2 separate regions of the Mus musculus genome follow, and region 2 is linked to region 1. A link is a loop called in an ENCODE intact Hi-C map of the cell type or tissue named here. Cell type or tissue: left cerebral cortex. All regions are shown on one strand. Each heading gives the region's core, and the rest is flanking DNA. Links, peaks and the distances in the headings are about the cores only. Region 1 overlaps Mkln1 (muskelin 1, intracellular mediator containing kelch motifs). Region 2 overlaps Lncpint (long non-protein coding RNA, Trp53 induced transcript).

Region 1 (12,370 bases), core at 2,187-10,186:
TCAGGAAGGCTGAGTAAAGCGAGGTTCCATGTGGGGTAAAGGGGTGTACTAGAAACACTCACTAAGTCAGTTGTGCTTGCTGCATGCCCTTCTCCTTCCTATCGCCATGAAGTACAAGTGCCAGCTTCTCAGAGTGACAGGAGTTGGAGGGGAGACGGAACCTGGACTACATGTAGCCCAGGAAGCCTGGAAGTTACCACGTTGCCCAGGCTGGCCTCATTCTTAAGGCAGTACTTGTGCTTCCGCCTTCAAAGTACAAGGATTATAGGCAGGAGCCATGACATCAAGTTTGGGTGCTGATGTATAAAGGAACTTTCTTTTCCCACTAAGTTTATAAGGTTCCAAAGGCAAAGAAAGACAGACATCCAAGGGTTGTATAGGGTTGGCTACAACAGCTTCATGATTAGCCCAGAAAAGAAAGCTGTTAGGGGGTGGTTTATGTTCCAAGTATGCAAGTTATGGAGAAGAGACATTTTATTATGTTTTTGAACAAGTCTCTGTTTTCAGTGTCAGGGGAGAATCCTCATTGAGATAGAAATCAGGGTCAAAGGACAGGTTCATGGGGGAGCAAGCGCTCTCAGTTAAGTTATGTGGATGGATGGAAAAGCAGACTGTGACCCAACAAGAAGCCCAGAGTGAGGCGGCTTTCCTGCTTGCTTGATTCACTGATCTAGTTTCTTTATCTTCCTCTGCTCTGTCGCTATTACAGAGTTGACTCTCTCCCTAGGTCTATAAATAGGTTTAGTAGTTGTGTACATTATATATTGCATGTGTATATGAAAATGTGTCCAGAGTAATTGAAGTCACTTTTTTTCTTGGCTAATGTCTGTTTAGAAGCATGAAACATTGCTTACACGACCTCTAGAATACTCCTTCTGTTTCCTTATCCAGAATTGGGTTCTAGATATCATTTATAAACTTTTGACAGAAATGAGTGGAGGGGGTGATAATCATTTGGAGTAGAGTAGATGTGGGGGGAAGTGCAATCTCCATTTTAAGACAGTAGCTAGTGTAGTAACTCCTCCAGGACGAAGATGAAAAGTATACTGAGGAAGGATTCGGAAGAAGAGCAAAGTGGAATCTGAGTCATCGCCCTACCCACTACTTAAGATATTTGTGAGTTTGATGAATCTCCTTAATTCTCTAAATAGGCACTTCTCCATCTTAAAATAGGGAGGTGCAGTCCTTAAGGTTGTTCTTAGGATTAAATGAACTAAGACACAGCAGATTTATAACATTTGGCAGCATCAATAAATGCAGTCCCATTGCTACTGGCAGTACCTTCATCTCTTCGTCAGTTGGTGCCTAAAGAAAATTGGAATTTGCATTTTAATGTGTTTTTTCTTTCTCTGAGATTGTACTATAAAGTACCTACACCAAAGCTGTTGGCATTTGTGTTTCCTTATTTTTTTTTCTTTTGTTTTTGTATTCTGGTAACAAATGTATGGGCTCTTAAGTACTTTTAATGGGAAGACACTGGAATTAAAAAATCGATTATTACAAGAGGCTAAAGATTAAAAGTAATAAATCAAATAGAGAATGGTGATGAGAAATCGCCAGGGCAGATATTCTTCCAGGCTTTCATTGTTCTTCCTTTTCTCCGTTTGTATTTATATTGATGACAGAAGTTATTTTAAAGGTATTTTTAAGGTTGTGTTTCGATGAAGTAAGCATATATTCAGTTTATTTATGAATTATTTTCTGCTGCTTCTGGTTTCTAGCCTTCAATTGTCCTTACTTTCCCTCTTGCAAGGCATTTGTTGAAGTCACATACTTAACCATTGAGTGCATTAGTAACTTTACTGCAGCTATTGCACTCATCCCAGGAACATCCCAGTGTGCTCTCATCTAATATGGGCTGCTGCTGATGCGTTTTGTTCCTGTTGTTATGTCAACTAATAATTTACTATTTATATTTGGGTAGCATACTAGGAGGATATATATATATATATATACACATACATACATACACACACACATATATATACACATACATGTATATGTGTGTGTATTATATATATAATAAATAAAATAAAATAAACTCTTATTTTCTATGCTTGCAGATGGCTTGTTCAATCAGTATATCAGTCAACAGGAGTATAAGCCACGGTGGAGTCAGATTATTCCTAAGAGCACCAAAGGTGAGCTGCACTGCCTGGCTTATTCTGTTTCTTCTTTATAGTCTGTTTTCACTAGATGGTCTAAACATGCTCCTTCTCTGTTAATGAAAGCACATGTTATTTAACTAGATGGCAGAATGGATTATTATACATAATTTTTTTCTCCTGAGGCTAGCAGTTGAACTCTGATCTTGTTCGTGTTTGGTAGACACTCTCCCTGATGAGCGATAGTCCTAGCCCTAGGTTACTGTATCTAAACTTGTCTTTTAAGGTCTTGTTTCATCACTATGACAAAACATGGAGCAGTTCTATTTGTTCTTCACACAGAATGCTGTTCCAAACTGCTTTATAGAGGTATGTAACATGAGAGCACACTGCTGTCACTATATATGCTCCTGGAGACCTAACTTCTGCAAAATATCTAAACACAGTGGACCTTTTGAGAATAAAAGGGACAAATGATGAACTTATACACAGATAATAATAAGGTTGACATTATAATTCTAATTAAATTATGTGCAGTATAGTTGCATCTTAGAGGCACTTGAGTACTTGAATGCCTGAGTGATTGCTTTCATGCTTTCTTCTGGGAGGCGGAGATCCTTAGGGCCTTTATGTCTAATAGAGACTGGTTTGTTTGTTTTGATTTTCAAACTCAGAATCTGATTCAGAGTTGAGTCTTCTTCATTAACCCCTTATTTTTGTATGGTGGGATTCTTGTCACTGTATTGTATATTGTGTTGACTTGTCAGATAGAAGCAATGTTTTATTGCATAAGTTTACATTAAAGAAATCAGGAGGTATTCACTTGGTTCTTGTGGTCTTCATATGTTTCCAAGACTTTATCTTCCCTTGTGAGAAACCTTTTATAGCTTTAATCATTAATAAACATTGAAATTTCCTCTTGAAGTATGTTGTGTGAACATACTTATATTTTTATAGTCCTATGTAAGGTGATTTTATTTAGACACATATTTGCAAACAGATTAAATACGTAAAACACTTAATACTAAAAGTTAATTTCTTAGTATTTTTTTTTAATTTATTTTTGAGAGAAAACAGACTGGCTGGAGGAGAGAAGAGGGCAAGGCCTTAGTGATAATGAACGGCCTAGCTGTGACAAAGGAGAAAGAATTGTTGAGTACAGAGTAGATGAAAGATTTTGGCTTTGTTCTGGTTTCTGTATACAATCATATGTTTCATAGTGACATTTTGGTCAATAATGATGATCCCAGGAGCTTTTAATTGAGCTGAAAAATTCTTATCTAGTTTAAGTACTGAGCCTTTTCTGTAATTATGTATTTTGAAAAATGTAGACATTGTAGTTGCCTAAAGTTAATACTTAGTGTAGTAACGTGTTTTGCCATATGGCTAGGTATAAAATAGGCAATCCATGTAGATTTGTGTAAATATACAGATGTATACACAAAAACAGAATTCACCTAATAGTGCATTTCTCATAAAGTATTCCTTATCATTAAGTAGCTTAAAACTGTATAAAAGTTGACGTTTCAGTTATTTTATAGTGTTTCTGTGTAGTTAGTACAGAGTTAGATAATGTCAATTTACATACAAAAAACAGGGAAGTCTATTTGCCAAACTACTTTATTTCAACTAATGGGAGATTTATTTATAAAACTTTAGGCCTTCCATATATCAGATGTGATATTAGCATCCTGTAACCTTAGAGCCAAGAATGTAACTCCGTGGGTGAATCCTTGCTTATTATTTGTGGGGACCTGTGTTTGATCTTAAGCACATGTGCAGACACACTGTATCCTAGAATCCTGTAACTGTTTGAATATTTGAAACAAAAGTATTTTTTCTTTATGAATTCTTTTTACTTATTTGTAATATTTTGAAGGAGTCAATGTGGAATGCTTGTTACTGCCCTTTAGAGTGGGGTTACTCCTCTAGAATTCAAGGTTTTATTATTTCTTTATAGAAAATATATTTTCTTCTTCAGGCGATGGAGAAGATAACAGACCAGGAATGAGAGGGGGCCATCAAATGGTCATTGACGTCCAGACAGGTGAGTCCCGTTAGCAGCAGTCCGTCGTCATCCTAAAGCTGCGTGCTGTATGTATCAGTGCCTACATTTAAGATCGTTTATAAGAGTGGACACTTCTCTTTCCATTATGACAAGGTTAGATAGTAGTCACTAAACTGAGTAGCAAAGACAAGAAGCACTAAAACTTGACAGTGAGCGAGGAGGCTGCTGTGCTGATGAAGTTAGATACCCTAAGAGAAACTTGGCCTTTCAGTAGTTATAGTGTATAAACCTTTACTCTGTATAATGCCAGTAGTTGCTCAAACAGCATTTTACTTTTTTCTAAGAGTATTTATACCATTTTATTACTTTGTTGTGCTGCCTTAGTACTTGAGTAAAAATATTGTAGATTCATATTATTTTGTGAATAGTTAGAAAAATGCAGTTTGGAAACTAAGTCTGACTATTTTCAAAAACTATTAGTAATAAGACTGAACACTTTACACTTTGTTAAATATATAGTAACTTTAGAATTCGAGAGTACTGTTAGAGTCTTTGGAAAACTTTTCTTTCATCTTGCTTCCTAATCCGTGCCCCTTCTTGCAAATACTCGCCTGACCTACAGAAGTAGGCTTGAATAGCACGGGGCCTCTTAAGCGCTCGTTTCCCTGTATCAGGTTTGTTTATTAAAGAGGCAAATTGTATATAGACTGTTTTCTTGTTATTAACACATTAAGAGAAATTGTGTGGAGAAACCCCTTAAATTTCCTCAGCAAAATGCACTTTGTTCCAGTTTGTCAACCTTGACACTTAAAGCTGACCTTCAGCAGGCAGAAGCTCCAGAGTGCTTACTCCCCTGCTGTCTGTGGGAAAGAGACCATACGTGACAGGGAATGTGCACATATGAGAAAAAGATCATTTAAAAATAGGTTATGGAATTTGAAGGTGGAAAAGAAAGATTGAACTGATAGCAAATGTCAGGTCAGAACTTAGTTTTACAATGTCACTGAAGATTACATTTAGCAGAGGTTCTTCTTGGGAAGCTCAGAAGGTGAAGGTGTGGACATCTTTCCTACCGTAATCTGTTTTATGCACTAGAGACAGAATTGTAGCAGTTTCTAAGTGGGTTTCTCTAGTCTCAAGAGTTTATATGAGTTAATTGAGGTGTGAGCAGGGCTGGATGGAGTGCAGCATGGTGCTGTCTCATGCCTGTACTAGGCGTGTCAGTTAGGAGTAGGTCAGATACAGAATACAGTAGAAGTCACGCTCCTTTTCCAGCAAGGCTTAAAAGGGAAAAAACAAAATAGCCACAAATAGCAGTGAGTCATGTATGGAAATAAATTAAAAGCCAAGTACAGCTAGGCATAATGGTGTATGCCTGTAAAATAAGTACGTTTTATTTTGGCTTATTTGATGTGGTTGTATGCCAAAGCAGTTGTTCCTTCCCAGTGTTTCATGTACCTTGTTTTCTTAAACATTCAGGTTAATAGTTTCTAAGTTTCAGTGTTTTTTTCCAGTCAGTAGTTTGAATAGAAGCTTGCTTAATGCCAGATCCGAGGGTAAAGTAACCATAGAAGTTTATACTTAAATTTTAATATTTAATTGCCAAAACTTATTCCATCATGAACCATATTGTACTTTCCGTAGTAGCAGATAAATGTGATGCTGTGTCTTACTGTATCTATCGGTATGTTAATTTTATTAACTATAGTCTCAGAAACTGATACCTGTTTACTTAATATTCTTTAATTGTGAGTTGGGTTTCAACTGTGATTTAGGTAAAACAGGTTGTGTGAAAAGACGTGTTTTGTTTTTGTTTTTGTTTTTTAAGCATAGAATGTCTTATTTTAGGTTATTTATTCTTCCCGTGTAATTATTGCTGAATTTTAGGAACTTAAAGTATAAATCCCATGGCTGCCCTCTGAGTAGGTTATAAGACTCAGGTAACATATACCATTCTTTGATACCTGCAAAGAAGCTGGTGGAGTTGTCGCAGAGGCTCTCCATAACTTTCTGAACCCTGGACTACCTCTGTAGCAACCATATTAAAGTGCTTCAAAAAAAAAAATCTCAGTTCCCCTTAAGCTTTTTAATGACGTGAATAAAGTAGAGTTTGGGTTGTTAACTGCAATCAGACATTCATTCATGTGGCTACAATTCTGCCTTTTGTGCTATGTATGATTTGTGTTTGAGTGTGAGTGTGAGTGTCACAATGTGTATATGGAGGCCAGAGGACAACTTTGTGTAGTCAGGTTAACTCAGGGCATCAGACTTTATCCACTGAGCCACTTCACTGGCTCCTGCCTTCTTGTTGATACTTGATTTTGTGTCTGACTTTTTGGCTGTATCTGTTAGGACATAGTTGATACAGTCTATAGTTTCAAAATGGGCAAACTTGTTTAATTGTAGTGTGCCATCTTGTGGAGGTTTATGCAATCAGCAGCCTGATTTACTAAGTATAGTGGTAGATACTGCAGTTGAGTACTTGAAGCAAAAGCCTGTTTTACTATACAAAAATGTATACAAATGGTGTACAAAGGCCAAATTCTTTACTTGTTTTAACATACCTCCCTTATTTTTAATTCATGTTCAATGTGTAAATTATAGCACTGTAGATCCATGGTTTATTTGGTTCTAGTACTAAATGTTATATCCTTTGTACCCAAGAATTATAGTTTAATTGTAACATTTGTGAAATAGTAATTTGTGGATTGATTGGTGATTGCCTGAAATGGTCTCTTAAAGGAAATTGGCTTGAAATTTTGAAAATAGGCTACTATTAATCATATTGCCACCGATCTCTCTCATTCCCTATGTCTTTCTTTTCAGTCAGTTCTGCAGCAAGTTCAGATCCTAACCAACCCCTCTTCTTAAGGTTTTCTATAGTTCCTTCAGTGTTTGTGGGATTAAGTTTAAGCCCTGATCTAGTCACTGCCTGTCTTTTTAAACTTCCTGTCTGGCCACTACCTTTGTGTCCTTATTTTTTATACATTTTCTTTTATTTACTTATTTATCATATAGTTTAACTTCTTTGAATGCAATGTATAGGTCTTCACTGTGTCTTTATGAAAGGTAACCATATTTAGAAATTAGGAAACTAGTGGTTCAAGGACGTTTGAGGTCACACAGCTGTAGAGAGTGGAGATTGAAGCCTGACTTTGGAGTTTATGCCTTTAAAACACTGCTGTCACGCTGTCTCCATATCATTGTTACTCATTTTACTTTGCTTGAACAGCTTTTCTGTGCCTCGTTTACTGTGCCAGAACACAAAGCTACTCTTCCCCCAAGTCTGTGCTGTGTCCCTCAGCCAGGTACTCTTCTGTCCTAGATTGCCTGTTGTGCTTTTGCCTTCATATGGGACTTGGTCTCCTCTGCCCTGTGGTCACTTACATACCCTGTATAGTCACATCCAGATTGTAAGTTTTTCAAGGCTAAGGAACTATTCCAACTTTGTTTTCAGTGGTTTGTAAGTTCAAATCAGTGCTTTAATCTTTTCAAATAGATATTGTTGGAGTGCTAAGAGAAATTGATAGCCAGGATAGCCTATATTCCTTTAAGGGGAATACTGAACAGAAGATGGTTGCTGCTTGAGGAAGATTGTGTTCCTCAGGATATCCACGCATGTCGTTACAGGACTTGTATGTGTGGGCATGGACTTCCAGTAGGCCGGATTCCCTGCTAAGATTGATGCTTTTCCTTTCTTTTCTACACCGTACTTCTTTCCATAGTTCTCCTTAGATAGCTTCATAGTTTAAACCTTTTTATCTTTTATATATTAGTAACACTTTTTGGTATTTGTTTCTGGGTGATTTATCTTTGTGAAACTTAAGTGATTAGGTGATGTAATTAAAATTTTTTGTTATACCTCTTTTATTTGGGTATATCAAAAAATAAGTTTTTACAGAATTCATTTCGCTGTACTATTGCTTCAGTTGGGCCACAAAGCTTCCATGGACAGGAATGACATCTTGGCTTGATTCTGTTGGGATGTTTGCCCTGTGCCAGATTTTATTTTGCTCAGCTATCAATGAGGCTGTTGTGGAAATGTGGGCTTTCTTTGCTGTGAGAGTTTATGCGTACAAAGAGACCTGCTTTTCAGAAAGAACATTGAGAACTCAGAGCCTAAGAGGAAGGGTTATTAAAGTTAATGAACCAGGGTAACCTTATCCAGAGGGTGCCCAGAAGTACTATAAAACAAAAGGTCAATTGCTACTGCTATTTTAGTTATATGGTCCTCCTTCTACAAGCTTCAGAAATTAACAGGGTTAATTGCTGTTATAGTGAGGTCTTGGCATATAATCTTAAGCCAGATGAAAATTCTTTGATTTCTTCTTCCTGTAAAATTATGTGTCTGGACATTACTGTATGTCATTTAGGAAACAATGCTATTTAACTAATGATAATAGATTGTTTTATAGTTACGAAATAAGACAGATTTTTAGTAGTTTAAAATAATTGTTTTATAGTTTTATAGTGCCAAAGGGATTCCAGGTATTGGTTAGCTTGGATTCCAGTTCAGTAATACAGTTGTTACTGTGTCTGGGATTCTTAGAAGCTGAAAGGTAACTGGAGGTTTGTTTTTGTTAATTTTTCCTTTTTAAAAATAGAAATGTTCATTTTTGACAACTTTCAGAATGTTTTTATATAACTTAGATCTGGGGGATTCCCAACAGAGTTTTGTAATAAGATTAACAATCTCCTGCCATTGGTACCAGATACCTCCGAAAAATAGCTTAGGGGGGAAGAAAGTATTTATTTTGGTTCACAGTTTTAGAGGTTTTAGTCCATCATGGTGGCCATGAAGCAGAGGGAGGGAGGGAAGGAAGGAAGGAAGGAAGGAAGGAAGGAAGGAAGGAAGGAAGGAAGGAAGGAAGGGAGGAAGGAAGGAAGGAGGCAACATAGACAGGAAACTAAGAGAAGATACAACCCTTAAGAACACTGCTCCAGGGACCTACTTCTAGCTATACCCACCTCCTACAGTTCCTAGAACCTACTGAATTTGTGCTTCTTAGCCATGACCAAGCCTTTAGGAGTCAGCCTGTAAGGGCTAGAAGTTCAAATCCAAAATCTCTGCTAAGACTCAAGCTTTTAAAGATAGGTAGGTCTCTATAAAATAAGTTAGGTAAACTTCAAACATAAAATGACAAGAGTAAATATTTTCATTTCCAAAATGGAGGAACGGACTTACAGAAATGAAGTTTATAGCCTGTCTCCAGTCTCCAGGGTATGTGAGAGCCCAGTTCTAAGAGGGTTGTCTTCTCACCATTTGATGGTTAAAACTCACAGGGCCTCTCTTTAAGGCTAGCTTTTCTCATTGCCTGCAGCAGTCCTCAGTATAATCTCATGTTCCTGAAACATCTTAACTTCCTGGTGTTCATTTGTATCTTTGGCTTCGTCCCCACAGCTTCATGCATTTCCCTTGCAGGAACTCTATGTACACATTGTCTCACCTCTAAGCCTTTCTTTGAAATCTGAGTAGAAACCTTCATGATTTTGACTCTAGCATTCTATATGTCTGCAAAACCAGCATTAGGTAAACTACACCAAAGTCTGCTGACAGTGTAAGAGGGCTCAGGGTGCCTGGGTAGATCGGCATGGTGAAATCATCTTTGGGAAATAACTTCCTTTGGTGTGAGGTCATAGTGCCCTAGAGGCTCTGATTTCTCAATGAAAAGTCTTCTAATGTGTTTACTCTTTGCAGTGGATGGGCATCTGGCCAATTCCCAACATGTTCCTGTGGCATCTTTCCTATTGTCTCAACCTGGCTTCTTTTGAAATGGCACCAAGCTCTTCAGAAACCATGTCTTCATGTTTCAAACTTGTGTAGTTTTTCTAAACAAACAAAGGTTTTCAAATCTGTCTACACAGTCACATGGTCTTCTGAGCTCCATTGGGATTCCAGCTAAGCTCTCCCTCTGCCATCCTAGTTGTTCTCTAGGCTGTTGCCCTAAACATTTCTAAGCTCTTTCTACAAACCAAGTTCAAGGAACCACATGGCCTTGTTAGTGGCAACAACAGGCCTACTTCTCTGGAATCAGGTTTCTTCATTAGTCAAGGCCTTTTGTCACTGTGACAATACACCTGACAAATTTTAGGGGAGTTTTGTTCAGTGTAGGAAAGGGTTGGCAGAACTACTCACACAGTGGAGGCCAGGAAAGAGGACAGGCTGCCAGGGCAGCATAGTATCTAAAAGGTTACTCTTAGTAACCGACCTCTTACAACTAAGGCCTCCTCCTGAGAGTTCCACCAACTAGGACCAACTTCAAGAAAAGCCTTTGGAAGACATTTCAGTTTTGATCCAGTTAGCACTAGAACTCAACCTTCCTCCAGTGGACTGTTCTTACTCTGAGAGCAGGTGAAGCATTTATGGACATTTTACTTAGAAAAGTTGCTTAAAATTTGAAATAATATGAGAACATGACAAAATCTTAGATGACAGCCCAACTCTAACTAGAAAGAGCTTTCTAGTCAATTTAGATGATAGCTGCCATGTGTATAGTCTTAAAACAGACACTTCAATGGGTGAGTGGCTTGACGGTTTGTAATCAGTAGGTACAACATATTTACAAAGGGGGAGATACTTAACAAAAGGAAAGGCTTTATATAGGGAAGGATCTATGATATAGTGTTGTATAAAGGTTAGACTACACAGGGAAGAAGAATAACATGAGGAGGCATGGACGTTACTAGGAGCCAATGGGGAGGTTCAATGAGACAAATAATTTGTTACAGTAATAAAGTATAAATGCAGTAGACATTTCAGAGTGACAATATATTTATTTCTTAAGGTATTAGATTAATATATTTGTAAAATGTTAGCTCAGTTCTTACAGGACTACTAATGCTGTTTATTCTTAAGATTGAGCTAGTTTTAACCATTGCTTTGGCATTTAGGCGACATCACCTTTAATGTGATCCTCCCCATCGCCTCCTAGTAACGTCCATGCCTTCTCATGTTATTCTTCTTCCCTGTGTATTCTAAGTTTTGATATTTAGAGTTTTGAGTAATGCTGTCAGTCTTTGGTCACTAAAATGCTGCTGCATTGTTAAGCTGATAAATATAAACTGCACATGGTCTAACACATTCTTAAACTGACTGCACCAACTTCATCTGGGACACTTTAAAAACATAGACCTTTTATCTACTAAAGAACTTTAGAATCAGAATCCTGGGGGACATGGTCTAGTGATCTAATTTTTAAATAAATTTCTCAAAATACAGTTCTGAAGCAGTCTTTGCACATACTTAGGTTTAAGAATGGCTGGAGTGCATTTTGAAAGCTACACATTTATCACTGTAAAGATGATGACAAGTATCTTCTTAAGTGTGTTCTGAAACAACTGAGTGAGTCTGGTGCCTATGCCCTTATCCTTAAGGCTTTCTTAATACGTACTTTTTTTGATTTTCATAGAGACTGTTTATTTGTTTGGTGGCTGGGATGGAACACAAGATCTTGCTGACTTCTGGGCATACAGTGTGAAGGAGAACCAGTGGACATGTATTTCTAGAGACACTGAGAAAGAGGCAAGTTCCTAGTCTTTTCATTCATCTACCTCATGGTAGGAGTGTGGTTATATACTTTCTGCATGCTTATTTTCTTCTCTGATGTTTCCCTATAGTTGTAGCAAAAGAATTTTGAAGTAAGAAAATCATTAGTTTAAAAACTCTTGCATTTGAATTTCTATCCCTGGCTCATCAATTACTGGTATATTTAGCCAAGTCTATTCTGTAGAGTTAGATAGCAATAGGTTTCTGTTGTTGTTGTTGTTGTTGTTTAACTTTTGAGCACTTTACCTTAGCAGTGTAGTTGTGTAGCATCTTTTCAGGCCTCAGCACTCTACTCTTGTTGCCCACATTTTTCCCCCGTGCACTGGTAAGAATGGAGCACAAGGCCTCAAAGTACAGTGTTACTGAGTTAGTCTAGCCTCCACCATCTTAATTGTATTTCCTCTGGAAAGCAGTCTTTTGGTGTCTACTTTTGACGTCCACACTGTCTAGCTTTTTAAAAAAAAATTCCTTTTGTTTTTTTCTTTATGAGTGTTTTGCCAGCATGCATGTATGTGCATCACATGCAGGCCTGGGGCCTGCAGAGGTCTTAAAAGGTCGTCAGATCCCCCTGAGCTGGAGTTCTGGATGGTTGTGGCCTACCATGTGAGAGGTGCTGGGAACTGAACCCAGATCCCCTGCAAGAGCAGCCAGTGCTCTTACTGCTGAGCCATCTCTCCAGCTCCTTGTCTCCCTGTTTTAGCCCCTCATTAT
Region 2 (12,370 bases), core at 1,592-9,591, 240 kb before region 1:
ACTAACTCTTCGGCGTAGGACTAATAGGACTGCATTCTGTTAACTCTGGAGGTTATTACAGCTAGACTGCATGCTCATCCGACAGTGGTGGTTTACATAATTTGGCTGCCGAGTTCTTTATACCAAACATAATTTAAGCAATTTAAAAACATTGCTTGAACCCAAACAACATTTTTGTTCAACAAATTTGTTAAAAAACAATCCTGAAATTTGTTACTTAAAAGGACAATAAATCCTAGCAGAAAGTCTTCAGGCGTGCGTCTGAATCCCACTTGAACGTCTCCTGAACAACAAAGGACACACTTCATGTGTACTTTCCATCCAATCAGAAATTAACCTGTTATCAACAAATTAAAATATTCAGAAATGTTTCATGTTCATTACTACCCATCGGCACACGCATGTTTATAGACTAAAACAATTCTAACATTAGAGTCAAAGCTGCCTACAGCTTTAGATGGTCATTAGTGGGGTAGGGTCAGGGGCTGATGTGGGTGAACGTCCCAAATGTTCCTGGGCAATTTGTTTTGTGGGAATTGAATCCAGGGCCTCATGAATGTAAAGCAAACCCTCTACTAACTGAGCTGTTATGTCCACAGCCTTTGAAGAGCAAACAGGAAAGGCAGATAAACAGAAGAGAACCCACACCAAAAAAAAAAAAAAAAAAAAAAAATTGGAAAATTAGAAAGAATGAGGGGAGGGGAGGCCAAAGTTGGGTGTGCCAGAGCCGCAGCGTACCAGCATCCCACAAACCTTCCAAGGCACATTCCAGACACATTCGAAGCATTGTTTGCTTTTTGAACAGAAAGTGTAACCAGAGAGATCGGATTAACTTGTACCTTTTAGTTAGACTTCCATACTGAAGAGTAGGAGGACCCTACTGATGGGCAGTAGCTCACATCCACCACCTCAGCCCTCTGAGGAGGATTACCTGCAGTGTCCACGAACCCACAGGCTCCTGGTGAGGAAGCCTGCCTGAGCTTACAGCTTCAGAAGGGTGCCGCAGTGTGTTAGCAAGTGTTACGTAAACTTTCACAATTGCAGGTCTGTTCTTGCCATCAAGTGGTACCTCCAACACTAACAAAACACAGCGAATGCACAGGCATTTCTAGTCGGCTCTTAGGATGCTGCGGTGGCTTTCCTCAAGAATGCAAGGCAGCTTTCTGGGTTAAAGATCTGGGACCCCTTGGACAGAGGCTGTGCCTCATGTCACCACCATGTCCCCAACAGAGGGACAACAAATATTCCACAACTGTTTTCAGGAAGATCATTAAAGACAAATGGAAACCAAGTTTGCTGATTAGAATCCCAAATCATCTTTTTGGGTTTTCTAGTGCTGGAGTGAACCCAAAGCCCACACATACTTACACAAAAGCTCGCCCACCCAGCAGTATCCCCCAGCCCTGATCTTGTATTTTAAAAAATTCCGGTCTTGAAAATATTATGCAGATAATACGAAATGAGTAACTAGGACATTGGTTCATTAAGCCAAAAAAGTCCTTGTTGCACACAGCTCATTAGATGGTCACAAAGATGGGTGGCTATGAGCAGAGCCCTTGTGTCCTCTTCCAGAATTAAATTGGCAGCAGGAAGAATCTCAACTTGGAACTCCCTACAAGTGGGAATGAGGAGGGAGTTGGGCATACTTTCCCACAAAGCCCCACAAAGCCAAGGCAGAAGGTATAAATTTGGAAGATGAAACCCCAAAATGAGCTATGACCTTTAAAAATGTTTCACTTTTTCCTATCAAAACATAAGCATTGTCATGCAATAAGTGCTTTTTAAAAATATGGAGCCATCATGATACTGCTCTCTGACAAGAGTTTATACACACCATAAAATTCTGAAGCAAAAAAAAAAAAAAAAGAAAAAGAAAAAGAAAAAAAGAAAAGAAAAGGCAAAGCCAAAGAAACATAACCAACTCTAAAACAAGGTGATTAATTAGGCCTTCGAACCACGGCCATAACTAAGCTCACCGGGAATCACCCCAGGCTTTTAAAAGCACGGACGGTACGTACTGTGTGTGCCACCAAACACAACCGGAAAGCAGAAACGACTGCCAGTGGCCTTGACCATGGACAGATAAAGCAGCCTGCTGGAGTTGTGAAGAAAGAGATTCCTCACTGGCAAGGATTCCCTGAAAACAGGACACAAGCACCCAAGGTCACAGGCCAATGTACAAGTTATGAAGAAGAGAGATCTGGGATAGGTTTTATTACGTGAGTGCAAAAGGCGTTAACAGAAACGCTAAACCAGAAACTCCCTCAGTGGTTCAAATACACAGGAAAGGCTGTCTTTAGAAGCCACATCCTCCTGGGAACCACAACGTAGCAGAAATCTTCCAAATCCTGATAGGTGACCTTTCCTGGCTTTAGGATTCAACTTCAACTGACAGGACTTGGGACCCACCCAAACTCCAGGGGGAGGGAGAGGGCCAAAAAGATGCATTTTCAAGCAAGAAGTGGGAAAGATTATAGAGCCATAACAATTCTTTTGTCACAAAGCCTGTATGAATTAGTGGGAAAACTACAAAATTCAAAGGGCTAAATTCAGAACACGAATAACACTGTGACCAACACAACACGATTGAGTGTTCGAACCACAGCAGTAACTAAACTCGTGTAAGGGATTCTGGAGTCTCTCACCTGCAATCAAGACCCTGCCCTCTGTCAGGCCTGTGATAAGCAACACCCCTGTGAGGGTCTGTAACCCTACCACTGTAGGGATAAGTTCTATTTAGCACCTGAGGGCAGGGAAACCCTTTGTACACCCAAATTCTCACAAAGGAACAGAGAAGAGGAGCCAGCTTTTCCCAGGGCCCGGAAGCTACCAGGAGCAACTGTGAGTGCCAAGCAACTATACATCACTGTTAAAAGAACACTCAGAGCCGGCATGGTGGCGCAGGCCTTTAATCCCAGCACTTGGGAGGCAGAGGCAGGCGGATTTCTGAGTTTGAGGCCAGCCTGGTCTACAAAGTGAGTTCCAGGACAGCCAGGGCTACACAGAGAAACCCTGTCTCGAAAACAAAACAAAACATTCAGTGTTACACCTCAATGTTCCAAGTAAGATCAGCCGGAAAAAGGAAGTGTGGAGACGGTCTCATGTAGATCCACACAGAAGCATTGGCCAACCCCGCCCAATGAGAGAGGCTTCGACACAATTCTCACAGGTTGGAGTAAAAGGAACTGAAAGAAATTGAGTCAGATGCTCCCATATAGAAAAGGTCTTTATTAAAGACAAGATAAAACAAAGACTGTTTTAGCTTTTCAATGTTGTGACCCTTTAGTGACCTCATGTTGTGGTGAGCCCACCAACCATAAAATTATTTATTGTTACTTCTTTAAAAAGTTCAATTTTGCTGCTGTTTCTTTTTTTTAAAGATTTATTTATTTTATTATATGTAAGTACACTGTTGCTGTTTTCAGACACTCCGGAAGAGGGCGTCAGATCCCATCACAGATGGTTGTGATCCACCATGTGGTTGCTGGGATTTGAACTCAGGACCTTCGGAAAAACAGTCAGTGCTCGTAACTGCTGAGCCATCTCGCCAGTCCTGCTGCTATGAATGTATCTGTGTTGTCCGTTGGTCTTAGGTGACCCCTGGGAGAGGGCTGTTTAACAATCCCCAAGGTGGGCAGACCCACAAATTGAAAAACCAGTGCTCTAGAGGAAGGGGGGAAAGGGACGCTCAAGGAAGGGCCAGGAGAAGAACCCTACAACAGGCATGGCAACGGACATTCCAGGTCCCAGCATTCTCACGTCCGCTTATCCCAGAAATTAAACTTCTGTCACAAACTTAATTGACTCTGAGTTAGCTGTGTATAGCAAGCTGTTGTTTGTGCTCATAATTCTTACACTTAGGAGCCTAAGACAGAAGGAGGACTGCTGTAGGACTTAAGGGTGGCTTGGGCTACATAAGTGAGTTCCAGAGACTCCCTGGCTAAAGTGTGGGATCCTGGCTCAAATCAAAATAAAATCTAAAGATTCATATAAAGAACTGCATCTCCGTGCCCAGTGTCAAACACAAGAAAAAGCGACTGTAGATCTCAGTAGCACGTCTTTTCAACATGATAAACAAATTCATGCCTACAGCTCTATCTATGAAAGCCTAAAATCAGTCACGTGTGTGTGAAATCAGCTCTTAAGAGTCTAAGTTTCAGTATTTCCTAAGAGCAGTTACAAAATATACTATTTCAAGATAAACCTAAATCTCGTGCAGAGTGGAGCCAGTCTGGAGGCTGCAGACCGCTATGGCCCACACGAATTCATCAAACACACTCCGGAAGAAGCAACATGCCTAACTTCCAGAAATCTGATTTAAACGTGTTAGTGATTATCAAAGCCATCTAAAAGTATAAGCACTGACTCTGACAAAGCAGAACTATGAAAAAAGTCTGACATGAGCTAAATAACAGGACGTGGTGACAGTCACAGAAAACGAAAGCTCACAGCCATTATTTCCTCACAGAGAAGCCTGTGCTGCTATAATTAGTCCGGTTAATAAGTCTTTAAGTAAAGTGTTTAAAAATCTTGAAGGATCCCATCACTGCCACCGGTCCTTCCTCCCTGTAGATCCCATTTGGTTTCTCTCTCCGATGAGGCTGTACCGACTTCCAATGGAAACCACTTCCTTCCACTGAACTCTCCCTGCTTACCTCAGCTTATGTCAGACCCTGACTCACCTGGTCATCATTTGGAAGGTCTCCAGAGCTCCTGTCCTCTTAGAAGCCATATGAGAGCACCAGCATAGAGTCCCAAGTACACTGTGATGTCTGCTTTAAGACCGTTATCCCTGACTGACCCCTCGCTTCTGCCCACGGGCTGCTAGGAGCCACAGAACTGCTGCTGTGCCCACAGCCTGTTCATGACTGCGCTCCGGCTTCCTATGCATCCTGCACATACCACATCTCGTTCCTGAGCACATGCTCTTCCCTGCGTCCCCTGTTCTCGGAGGACTTCTGTGTCATTGCTATCACTGTCTTATACAGACCCAAAGCTATATAACCTCAACTAGAAATACACTCTGTGTGCTAGACCCACTGTTTTTCAGTGAGCCCCAGCACTGCACTGCCACTCGATCTTAAAAGGCAATTTGCTGGACAGGAGTTGACTCCGTGGTTAAGAGCACTGCCCATTCCTCCAAAGGATGGAGGTCCGATTTCCAGCACCCACGTGGTGGCTCACAATCATCTGTAACTCCAGTTGCAAGGCACACTCTGGCTTCTGACACCCTCTTCTGGCTTCCTCAGGAACTGTGTATACTGACAAACATGCAGGAAAAATACCCACACATGTTAAAAAAAGAAAAAAGAAAAAAAGGTGACTGGTTAGTATTTAATACATGGAAGTTTAATCAGCTGCTTACAATACTGACATTTAAAATCAGAAATATTTTTTAAAACATGATCTAAGTAGCCCCGGCTGTCCTGGAATTTGCTACTATGTAGACCAGGCTAGTCTCAAACTCACCTGCCTGTGCCTCCAAAGTGCTGGGATTTAAAGACATGGGCCACCAGACCTGGCTATTTTAATGTATCTTTACTAAGAATTCTCGGGCTACTCAGGAATATCTAATCTGAGTTTGAATAGACCCAAGGTTTTCTGAAAACGTGGAAATTTGTCAAAGAGTAATAATTACTACCATATGGCAATTTTAAAATGTCATGATGGAGAATTCAAGTAATGGTTGTGATATAATCAGGGTGTGAGGGTGTGTGTGTGTGTGTGTGTGTGTGTGTGTGTAAAATCTTCAAGGAGAAGAAAAAAAAACTACCTAATTCCATGTGTGGTCCTCTAAGCATCAGGACCAGCAATCCTGGGAATCAAGTATATATTAGTGTATTAGTGAGCCTACCCAATCCAAGGCCTTCCTAGTCAGATGGTCTGGGCAGCCAATCATGTGTGTTCTAACAAGCCCTCTGTGGTTTGGGAACCACGGGTCCAATGTAACCAACTCCACAAAGAACCGAAGCCAAACATTTCCTCATATTCAATTTTGTTTTTGAGACTGTCTCATGATGTAGGTTAGCCTTGAACTTGTGAGCCTCCTGCCAGCCAGAATGGTCATTGGAAACACACCCAGCCTCCTTAAATTCTTCGATGAACCTTGGTCATTTACTGTCAACAGTTCTCTGAAAGCCAAGGTTCTTTAACGCTGCACCTGAATCCATTTAGTTCTATGAGCTCTCATAGGCAAAATGCATCTTGATTCTGTTACCAATCTAACAGCATCACTAGATATGTAGACACAGGCAAATATAAAGTTATTTATGCTGAGTAATTTATATTGAAAACCTAAAAAAGCAGCCTACACATGACTGACCTCTGAACACATCAAGTATCAAAGGCTTCCTTTCATTTGTTTAGCTAGGTTCAATTCTGTTGCTCTCAGTAGTGTTTGGTTTTGTTTCTAAGGCAACAGCAGGAATTGCTGGAACACTTGGTTGACAGTTTGAGGAGCTCACACTTATTTATGTGTTATTATTTGTACCCCTCAAACAGATTCCGCCAGGCGTGGTGATGCACACCCTCGATCCCAACACTCCAGAGGCAAAGGCAGACCAGTCTGGTTTACACAGTGAGATCCACGGGGCTCACAGTCAGACCCTGTAGAGAGATTCACTCCAGAATTATTTTAAAATAGGCCACAAAAATAGGCAGAAATTCCTTAAGAAAAAGGTTGCCTGCCCCCGCCTCAGTTCACATTTCACATAGGAATAATCATGCCTTTTGATTTTGTTTCGAGGGACAGGTTTGTATTTCCTTGTGTTGCACTTATTTTATAGTAAAATTAGTTTTCACTGTGGGGCATAGTGAATGACAGGCCCTGACATCAGGAATTCTAGAAGCCATGGGAAAAAAAAAATGCAGGCTGAAACCTCAGGCACACATCACAGCATCAAGTGGGCCCATCTGCTACACAAGATGGAGAGTGGACTTCTGTACCATCTTCTGCAGACACTACCGCGTGCACGGCAGCTGCACTGTCATGCAGCCCCAGCAGACTGGCTCACATGTAAGGATGTCGGGATTTTCCACCTTCGAGCTCGTTTTAAATGTGTTTGGCATATCCTAGGCCTTCTTAATAAAAATATCCCCTAGTAGTTACTTACGTAAAAAAACACTTGCTTCTGCTTCTACCTTAAATATCCACTTGGAGAAGTTTCCAAGGTTCTAGCACAAGACTGAGGCTTAGAGATTATAAAATGAAGGGTTCATTCCCACTCTTATGCTGAAATTGTTTTCTCAATGTCATGCCAGGATGGTATTTTCACTCTTCTTTTCAGAATTATTAACATATACTTATTTATATATTTTTTTTCATGAGCCAAATAACCAAAGCTCTTCAATGCATGGAATTTTACTTTCTTCACCACACAATCAGAATAAATCCTCGCTTTTCTCCGTGTGCATACAGTCTCCTCCTAACCTGTACACCCCATCTCATGACTTCACTTTTACTCTGTCATCAAACAAGGGTAAGGGCTACGGGAAAGAAATCAAGGTCACGCTTGACCAGAATGCCTTGGAACAACCGTGGCGTCAAGAATGACGTGAGAACTGTGTCCTCTGTCTTTTCTTCTGCTCTTCAACCTGCACTCTGGGCCTGAAATGATGTGATGGGCTTACTCAATAAATATCTGAGCGCTTCTGATGCGAAGCACTGTGCTAAGCACCGGAGACGTATCCGTCAGCAAGATACATCCTGCCTGTCTCCTTACAGCACACTAAAACACAAAACAAAACACCACCTTATTCAGCTTGTGAGGCAGTCGTTTGGTTTATGCTCCAATTACTCCCCTCCATTTGTAAATAATTACTCATCATTATAGCTATCCTCAACTTCTTCACTCTGCTCCTGAAAGGGAGACCATGAGACCACATACAGTATAAGACCAGCTTATGTAATAACACAGATGTTCTCTAGCTGAAGGCCTCATTCAGGTCAGAAAAAAAAAAGTGTCACCAGCAAGTACCTAGGATCTAGAAATGAGAAGCACTCGTGCCAATGCCCTAGAATCAACAAGACTTCTCTTTTAAAGGTACACTGCCTTCGCTCCAATGTCTGCTTGTTCCATGTTTAGACTCTAAGAGAAGCAAGCCCTCCATGCTGTCCCTTAAGGAGCCACTAGTGGCTATCTACCCACATTTGCAGCAACTCCAACTTCAGTTTCTGCGTCACACAAGCCACCTTTTAACATGAAGAGGCTTGAGGTCCCCAATCTCGTAACATACTGCAAATCAAAAGATTAAAAAAAAAATCTCATCTTCATCTCAGAAAGCCTCACAGGGCTGAGGGGCTCTCACGTAGCTCTGTATACCCCATCTGAAAATTACAGTGTAATGATATCTGACCAAGCATTTGTGCTTTAAAAAAAAAAGCACAGCCGCTGGTAATGCCCATCATTTCTTTCCAAATAAGGGGGAAGTGGCAACGGGAGGGAGCTACTTGCCCAGTGTGTTATCAGTAAGAAAACGCAGTATCCACTCAGCCAAAAAAAAAAAAAAAAAAAAAAAGAACTGGAAAACAAATGAAAAACATTGGTTGTTATTGTTTCGCAAACAAGCATTAGTGGGGCCATAATCTGTATCTCTCACCAAAGGGTGTGTGCTCTTCACCTTACCACTCGGACCAGATGTGGGAAGGGTGCTTCCGAATGAATGTGGGTGAGGGAGGCAAAGAGAATTCAATGGTGACCAATGGAAAGAACTTAGTGCTGGTGTGTACCACTGATATACTTTTTACTTTTTTAAATCATTCCTAACGTTGAAGAGCAGTTGTTTTGGTTTGGTTTGGTTTTTTGTGACAAATACAGTATGATGATCTGTGTCTGACAAAATGAGCCAAGGATGTGCGAAAGGCTACAGGACATTTTTTAAAAAGGTGGGGCTGGAGAGATGGCTCAGCAGTTAAGAGCACCAGCAACTCTTCCCGAGGCCCTGAGTTCAATTCCCAGCACCTACATGGTAGCTAACAACTGTCTTTAACTACAGCCCCATGGGATCTGATGCTCTCTTCTGGTGTGCAGATGTGCATATGCAGACCAAACACCACATATATAAATAAGGTTTTTAAGAACAAGTTCTTCAAGAAGAGGAGGTAACCAAGAAGCAGAAAGGCCATCTTAACAGAGCTATTCGAGAACCCCCCAAGCCCTCGGTTCTTAACCTGGGGACCTCAACCCTTTTGGGGATCACCCTTTCACAGGGGTAGGCTAAAACCATTGATAAACATAGACACATATTGCATTTCATAACAGCAAAATTACAGTTATGCCATAGAAATGAAAATAATTTTATGGTTAGGGGTCACAGCATGAGGAACTATATTAAGGTGTCGCAGCATTAGGAAAGTTGAGCCCACCAGTACCTAAACAGCCTGACAATGCTTAAGAAAAAGGTGTCACTTGTGGTGAGGGCACCAGGATCGACGGGAAGAGCACAGCATGTGGCTGGACAATTAATTATTCCAGACCAGCAACGTTCACATTTATGATGTGCTGGCCTGGGTGGGTCTTCAAGATCGTCGGCTCACCAAACTGCAAGGAATGTGAACACTAACCTTTAAACCCTGGTCTCAAATATACTTACCTGTGCCCACTGTGCAGCGAATGCTATTTGGTGGCAGTCATTAGTATGCATATTCAGAGCTCTTTAGGCCACAGAAGACAACAATGATAATGCAAATAGTCACAAGATTGTTAGAATTAGAACTCTGGAGAGAAACTTGAGTTTAATGTGTTATTTGGTATCACCCGAAGGTATCAACAACCACATTTTCCAAACAAGTACCGGAACCCCCACATCTTAAGGTTCCCATCAAGATCACATGAGAAACAAAACCAAGGAGGAATAAGGGACGTTTGTTTAAAAAAAAAAAAAAAGGCAAAGCTTCTATAATCCAGTGTGTGTGCTTCCTCCAAAATTTTCACGACAGAACTTCTCAGACACTGTACCCAATGGGGGCACTTTGTCCACATCCAAACTATGGCCCATCATGTCGTCCTTACTTATTGAGCATAGATGGAACACAGACGCACCCTCTGGACTCTTCTTCAGTTTACACGTATGTTAAATGACAACGAGCATGAAGATACTATGTATGAGGGGATCCACCTGTTAACTTCAAATTGCTAAAATCCCCCCCCCCCACAGTAAATACTAGAATCAGTAGCCTGAAGGCACTAGTGAATTTACCAAAAGGTGGTTCTCCTTTCAAACAAGGGAACCTTTCCAGATAAAGCTGTAACAACAGAAATCCATGTACAGAAATTCGGGCCCTCGGGCTAGTATGCACTATTCCTAAACTGTTCGCAAAGGTGAAAGGTCTCTCAAGCAACCCGGAGTAATGGTTTCAAATATGAACTCTGGGGCCTGCTCCCATGAGCTCCCGTCAGGGAGTCCTCAAGCTCCACCTCTGCCAGAACCTCCTGTACTTCCATTCCCCCAAAAGTAAAAACTGTTACTCCTCCAGGTTGTCGCCATGTTTGCGCAGTCATCCTGTCTGGCACATAGAGGCCCCATTTAGTGAGAGACCGACATGTTAACTATTGGGGCTATTTTTCATTCTTCGATGCGTAAATACAGATGACTCAACATCTAGCCTACCAAGCTGGCTACCTATCAGTTTTTATTCTTACTGCGTCACAATTACTGGAGAAGAAGGAGGTGAAGAAAATGGCCCTCAGTCCAGACTCTATTTGGATTTCAGTTCCCTAGCTATGAGAGTGGGTATCGGGATTAATTCTAAAGCTCTGGGGTTGATTACACCGTGCAGCCTGGATGAAGAGCTAGATGTAGGTACTTCTGTGTCCACTGATATAACATAACACACCTGGGAGGACGGTCTGCTCGATCCCTCTGTTGAGTCTCCGGCCCGGAGGGGATGGGGTGGGGGGGACAGCCGACTGGCAGGGATGCTGTGACGACGAACCCAAATACTGCTCCAGGGGAACAACTGCGACCAGCCCCACAAGACTGTACCTCGCGGTAGTTTTCGAACTGTTCAGGGTCTGCGACCCTCCCCCGTGTCCCGGTCGCCGGCGCCCAGCCACCTCGCGGCCGCGGCACGTGACTCGACACGCGCCAGCTGCACGCGGGCTCCATCAAAACAAAAACAGAGGAGGCGGGACGGGCGGGGACGCGCGCTCGCCCGCTCGCGCGCGCTCTCGCCACCGCAGCTCGTCCGCCACGATCGCGCGCCTCCGCCCGGCCGGGGGCGGGAGGGCAGAGGGCACCACCCTGTTTACCGCCCGGGCTCGAGCCCTGAGCCGGAAACGGTCTCCCGGGAGCGGGCGCGTGAGTGCGCACCCACCCGCGGCGCGGCTCTGCGTGGGCAGTGAGCAAAGGGCCACGGCGGCTGCGTGTCACCCCCGTCACGACTCTTGCTACGCACTTCGCCCCCAGCCTTCAGCTCGCGAGCTGCCGCGGACCCCTCACGTGGCCGCCTCCTCCCTGACACGCCGTGCCGAGCAAGCCGTGGCTGCGGACCCAGGCGCTCCGGAGTCTTGTCCCCACCCCGCCTCGGACGTCACCCGCCTCGGACCACCCAACCCACACCTTCCGCCCCGGGCGCGCGCGGGAGGGGGTAGATAGCTCCAAGCTGTCAGAAGCCTACAGTGTGTGCCACATGACGAAGCTCGCCCTCGTCCTCGACACTCACGCAGCAGCTTCGCTGCGAGCTGAAACAGACATATTGGGGGGGGGGGACCTGTCTTGATTTTTCTCTTGGTTTTAAAAGCAACCCCCCCCATACATAAGCGTTAGACTTAGCTCTACCTACGCACTCGCTTTGCCTCCCCCATGGTCTCCTACCAAATCCAAGCGACTTACCAAATCCAAATGCCCACCCTACACACCTGCTAGGTAACCTGCCTTCTGGAACCTCAAAGCCCCACCCATCCCGCCTGTGGGGGCAACCTGTGGTGGGGGGGAGTGAGGCAACACGATTAGGTAGTGATAGAGAGGGGGGACATACAACCCCCCATCTCCAGAGCAAGAGGACGCATCCTGCTTCCCTCCGCCAAAATAATAGCCGAAGTCAAAGCTCCGGCTTCCCAGGGGCTGCCTCTCCCCCCACCTTCCCCCTAGAACCAAAACGTCGCGTCCCTCCCAACCGCTCGCCCCCAGCCCTTACTTCTTGTTGACGGCCGAGGTGGGGGGGCGTGGGAGCCATGCATGAGTTGCCTCTAGGTTCGGGATGTTGGTCTCCTCTGAGTGAAGAGGTGGGATCTCGAAATGGAAACAGTCCTCCCTCCCCCCCCCCAACCCCCCCCCGCCGGTCCCTCCCCTCCTCCTCCTCCTCTTCGTCTGTTTACCTCAAGTTTGAATTTTATCTGCGCAACATTAGCTGGAATGCGGACATTGAAAA

What was found. Peaks named below come from ENCODE experiments on the same cell type or tissue, not always from the same donor. Only the 100,000 strongest peaks of a DNase experiment are listed, where the experiment ranks them.
Region 2: a loop joins it to region 1, with 2.9 times the contacts of the local background. A loop is called at or near these places in 7 of 42 quality-filtered maps.

Annotation. Positions count from the first base shown.
Region 1 is chr6:31,447,433-31,459,802 of GRCm38, forward strand. It overlaps Mkln1 (muskelin 1, intracellular mediator containing kelch motifs), which reads left to right. Exons shown (of 18, transcript NM_013791.2): 7 at 2,064-2,141; 8 at 4,087-4,152; 9 at 11,523-11,635. Among named protein-coding and RNA genes, the nearest start is that of Mkln1, 55 kb to the left of the region's middle. In left cerebral cortex, for the core only: a CTCF peak has its summit at 6,536 (motif pointing left); DNase peaks (open chromatin) are centred at 5,304, 6,521, 8,161 and 10,088; H3K27ac peaks cover 1,373 bases.
Region 2 is chr6:31,205,302-31,217,671 of GRCm38, forward strand. The region is part of intron 1 of Lncpint (long non-protein coding RNA, Trp53 induced transcript); the gene reads right to left. Among named protein-coding and RNA genes, the nearest start is that of Lncpint, 7.0 kb to the right of the region's middle. In left cerebral cortex, for the core only: CTCF peaks have their summits at 3,444 (motif pointing right), 5,250 (motif pointing left), 8,124 and 8,340; DNase peaks (open chromatin) are centred at 6,967 and 8,044; H3K4me3 peaks cover 2,445 bases; H3K27ac peaks cover 1,906 bases.